2 separate regions of the Homo sapiens genome follow, and region 2 is linked to region 1. A link is a loop called in an ENCODE intact Hi-C map of the cell type or tissue named here. Cell type or tissue: sigmoid colon. All regions are shown on one strand. Region 1 overlaps CERS6 (ceramide synthase 6). Region 2 overlaps CERS6 (ceramide synthase 6).

The links. A loop is a pair of places that touch in the nucleus more often than their neighbours do. Peaks named below come from ENCODE experiments on the same cell type or tissue, not always from the same donor. Only the 100,000 strongest peaks of a DNase experiment are listed, where the experiment ranks them.
Region 2: it touches region 1 in a loop (2.5-fold over the local background); 2 of 110 quality-filtered maps call a loop at or near these places.

What each region holds. Positions count from the first base shown.
Region 1 is chr2:168,704,603-168,707,102 of GRCh38, forward strand. All of the region lies in intron 6 of CERS6 (ceramide synthase 6), which reads left to right. Among named protein-coding and RNA genes, the nearest start is that of CERS6-AS1, 81 kb to the right of the region's middle. In sigmoid colon, CTCF peaks have their summits at 1,161 (motif pointing left) and 1,364; no DNase peak of the experiment used is centred here; H3K27ac peaks cover 1,297 bases.
Region 2 is chr2:168,638,259-168,640,758 of GRCh38, forward strand. All of the region lies in intron 4 of CERS6 (ceramide synthase 6), which reads left to right. Among named protein-coding and RNA genes, the nearest start is that of MIR4774, 57 kb to the left of the region's middle. In sigmoid colon, no CTCF peak of the experiment used is centred here; a DNase peak (open chromatin) is centred at 1,443; H3K27ac peaks cover 360 bases.

The DNA of each region.
Region 1 (2,500 bases):
TTCTTTTTGTTTGTTTGTTTTTTGAGACGAGTCTCGCTTTGTCGCCCAGGCTCGAGTGCAGTGGCGTGATCTTGGTTCACTGCAACCTCCACCTCCCGGGTTCAAGCGATTCTCCTGCCTCAGCCTCCCAAGTAGCTGGGACTACAGGTGCGTGCCACCACACCCGGCTAATTTTTAGTAGAGACGGGCATTTCACCGTGTTAGCCAGGATGGTCTCGATCTCCTGACCTTGTGATCTGCCTGCCTCGGCCTCCCAAAATGCTGAGATTACAGGCGTGAGCCTCCGCACCCGGCCGCACCTTTGTTCTTGATCCCCATCTCTTCCTGTCTTCCAGGAGTAGACCTTGTTCTGTTTGTTAGTCTGTCACTTATATGTGTTTTCCAAAGTGTCTCCTCTTTCCTGCCTCCTTCCTCAGAGTCATTTTCCTCACACGTCCGTTTCTGAGAAGCAACCTGCTATGGTAGTTAGATACCTGAGCTCTGGAGTCACACAACTGGATTCAGAGCTGGCTTAGCCCGTCCTTACTGTGTGACTAGAGAAAATGATGTGGCATTCCCGTGCCTCAGTTTCTATGTAAAATAGAGTTTCAAAGTCATACTTGCTTTATAGGGTTGTTGTTAAGAATAAATGACAGTGTCAGAAAGAAGAGCCTTTGGCACATGAGAATTAGGCAAATCAGAGTGTAAATAGGAATTCACCAGGTAGTCAAGGTGGGATGGGGCCAGGAGCCAAAAGAGGAGAAAACGCAAGCATCACAGCCAGAAGAAAAAAAAACAAAAACAAAAACAAACCTGCATGGCCAGAGGTCTGCATAGAGACAAGAAGCAGCTTCCAGGAAATTCTGCAGCTAGAATTCTGTATGTTTGTGAGGGGTTGGGAGTAGGAAGCTCAGGCAGTTGAAGAAAGAGGAGTTAGAATGTGGAGGATAAGGCTGAGGATGATGACAAGAGTTCCCCAAACCCCTCCTGACAATTTACATGCCATCCCAACCTGGTTGACCTGAAGAAGACTTTTTCCATCTTCTATCTAAAGCACAAAATTGAGTCCCTGGTTACCCATTGTCAATTTAGGCCTCAAGACCTTTATAGTAAATGGATGATGGCTTTTGAGTCCTGGGATGTTTCTGATTTTAGTAGAACACAATCTGCCCCCTACTGATCATTCTGGATGTTTTCAGCCCGAATGGGTTTATTTGATATCATAAAGGGTATTTATGTCTCTGTTCCAGGGGTTATTGCAACAACAAAAAAAAAATGGAGAGTTAATTCTGCTAACCCTTGCATCACTTAAGACTGTTAGGTTGAGTATGTTTTAAATGTCTCAGAAGTGACCTTTCCCCATTAAAAGCTGTGCAAACTAGTGTGATTGAGCCAAGGGTAATTTAAACAGAACCCAGAAGGTGTGTCTAAAGACTTTCATCTCCAGGCACTTGTGATTTAGCAAGGCTCGTAGTGATAGAGAGCTTCTGAGGATCTAAAGTTCAATGAATAGAAAGACATATGTACAATTAAGAAAACTATCTACATCATTTGAAAGCAGAGTGTATTTGGAGAGTGTGCTTTTGATGGGGAGAGGAAGGGAGGCATGAAGGAGGACTCCAGGGCATTGGAAATCAAGCTCCATGCTCTGGCCAGGCCCATCAGAAGCTAACCAACAGCACTATCTTACTGTTTTCTATTGTGCAAATAAAATTTTATTGTGTCCTTTTCCATGGTGATAAAATAACTAAAGATTAAATATTAACTAAATAATTCACAGTAGACAAGATTATGAGTTCTTGATCTTGAAATGGGGCCATAAATGTTGCACAGGAGAAAGATTGGGTAAACTCTGCTTATACAATGGTTATTTCATTTCTATATGTTTCTAGAAGCCATAAAGTAATGGCACATCTAGCAGTAGAGAAAATAATACTGAATCCAAAGAAGCATCTTACTTTTAAAAGCTTGTGAAGTCTCCTTGGTTTTCAAATTGTTTTAAAGCTGTGGTTATACTTGATCATGAGAATTTTGATGGTTCTCTTTCTTTATAGTTTATCTGAATTTTGAGAGTAATATTGAATGGATTACATCCGGACAGCTATGAAAATTAAATCTCTTGACACATTTTTTGGTCTGACCCAAATGTGTTGAAGTTAGCCACGAGCCTATGCCATTGCCACATCTTAGATAATATGACTTTTCCAATATGATGCTTTCCCATATGTCCTTTGATGTGACTCTAAGGCAGGGCATAAAGCTTTTCTGTAAAGGACCAGGTAATAAATATTTTAATTTTTGGGGACGTGTAATCTCTGTTGCAGCTTCTCAGCTCTGCCACTATAGCAAGAAAACTGCCATAGACAATAAGAAAACAAATGGGCGTGGCTGTATTCCAATAAAACTTTATTTGCAAACCCAAATATGGCCATCTGGCCCTTTGCCTATCTTTGCTGTAAAGTAGGATAGCCTGTTGTGCATATTTGATGAACAGTGGGGATGTCAGATTTGAGAATGGCTA
Region 2 (2,500 bases), 66 kb before region 1:
TCATTCCACAGAACAATTTTTTCTCTCCTTCTATGTTATGAATTTATTTTCTGCAATGTAACTAGCAGACCATCTATATACTATTCACATTAAGAAACTGGTTGGACTAAGAAAAATGTTTGAGGTGATGAATATCCCAGTTACCCTGATTTGACCATTGCACATCGTATCAAAAAAAAAAAGTATCAAAAATAAAACACATTACCCCCAAAACATGTACAACTACTATATATCAATTAAAATATATAAACAAAAATTCAATTCAGGGATTTTTTTTGAAGCTAATTTGGACTTTATATTTTGACATTTAAGGAAATATACTTTGACATTGTCCATTGCCCAGAATAAATTAAAAACTTTTTCAGATGATAAAGGTATTTCATCAGCACTGAGATTATTGCTTATAGCTTCTTGTTTAGTGGTATGCCATACTTTGATTTTGGTTTTATAAAATTTTCTGTAAAGAGCATTGAGAAGCCTTTCCTCATGTTGTTGCTGCATTGTGTTTAGGCTGTGTCTTGAGAGAATGGCATTTCAGATTGACAGCTTTCTTCAGGCTGTGAGGTATACAGACTTTAGGACTTCATAAAGCTGAAGTATAGATTTTTGGGGAAGATATTGGGGATTCCTTGAACTCCAAGAGCAAATGGTGGCTGCTGCATTCTGAGTTCTTGCTCTTTTGTAATTATACAAGAGTTTCTGGATTTGGTGTTTTATAAAACCATAAATCTTATTTTTTCAGCTCACTTGATAACATAGCAACTTTGTAGAAACTCTAGAAATAAAAAAAAAAGAACGCATGTCAGAGTCTACCAAAATAACACTCACTTAAATATGATTTTCATTATTAGACAGTCCCCTGAAGGCATAGACTTCTACTCAAAAGTTTAGAGTTGAACTTGACTATGAAAAACATTGGTCTAATTTATATGCTGTGACAAAACTAGCTTTACAGGCTTCCTTTGGCCGGAGGCAGTGCCTGAGAAGGGAGTTGCATTAGTATTCACCTCCTGTTTCTACCATGGGAAATAGAAAACTAGTAACTCCCAGAAGATTCAGGTAATTTGATAGGAAGTATTGATCCATGTATCAAAATCTGTACCTGCACATTCACTCTGCATTAGCTGAACCATCATCAGAGACCTCTCTGACACAGAAAGAAAAATGATTTACTGAATTTAGCGAGGAAAGCATTACTCAAGTGTGTTTTTTCTAAAATCTGAAAGCTAATGGCGTTCACATACCATGATCACCATAATAGAACATTTTCCTCATCAACAACAATAATGAAACAAACCAGATGTTCTTTACTTAAGAACAGCTTTCTGGGGGAAGTAATGAGATGTTCTACTTCTGCTTGTGAAGCCAGTGTTCTTTCCCAGCAGGGAAGGGCCTCATCTTGTCTGGGTGTGTTTGGGATGGGGGTGGGGTGCTTAGGACAAGTACTTGATGTGGAGCAGAGCAGCAGGAATTCCGATTGGACCAGCTCATGCTCTGATTATAGCTCTGTGTGTGGTTCCAGGGGAACTCTAGTTCAGGGAGTATCTGGTACTGGGTCTGCTGTCAGGTGGGACAAATGGCTTAGTGTTTGTGCTTTGTTTTGTTTATGTTTGCCTCCCTTCTCATTTATTAATGCACATGAGAATAGGCCTGCTTGACAGGGGCCGTTGCTGTCATTGCTTAGGATTTATTAGTCAAAAATCTGGTGATACTAGTTATCTTGGAATGACTATTCCAAAGCACAGACAAGGTGACCATTTTGTGCCCAAGAAATGTAGGCTTCCACAAGGAAGTGAAGAGTGAAAAGGATAAAGTAACTTTTTCCCTCATAGAAATTAATCTATATTGATAGAGGTAGTTTTACCTGAGTGGGGTAAAGAGAGACTGCTGGAGTGAGTGCTGGCAATGTTCTCGATATGGATAGTGATGTAAGTATTTACATATCTAGACATACATCAAATTTCTGTGCCCTTAGGACCGTGTACTTTACCTTAACAACTTAATAACGTCTGTTAATCCTATAGCTGCCATACAAAGCAGTCCCTGCATGTTGCTGAATGGAAATGTGGGCATAAAGCATTCAAGTAGGAAAAGCTGGGATTTAAAGGGTGTTCCATTCCTGGCTATTTCCAAAGAGCTTCTGTTCATACTGGTGGGAGATACTGATCTCTGTTCATTTGTTCATTCTTTCTTTAAGAATCTGTTGAGCACCCATCCTATGACAGCAGTGATTGTGGGCACCATGGATGAAACAGTCTGAGACACTAACCTTGTGGTGCCAAGGCTATTATTGCTCTTTTCCCTGGTATCATCAGTAACATGGGAGCCTAATTCAATTTAGCAGACATTTATTAAGCATCGATGCACAAGACATGGTGTCAGATGTAGGAAGCTATGGCTCCTGCCTTCAGGGATTTTGTAATCTAGCAGAGAAGTTAAGCTTTGTCTAAAAATACTTATATAATATGAGGCTTTGTGATAAGTGGAATGTTGCATTAAG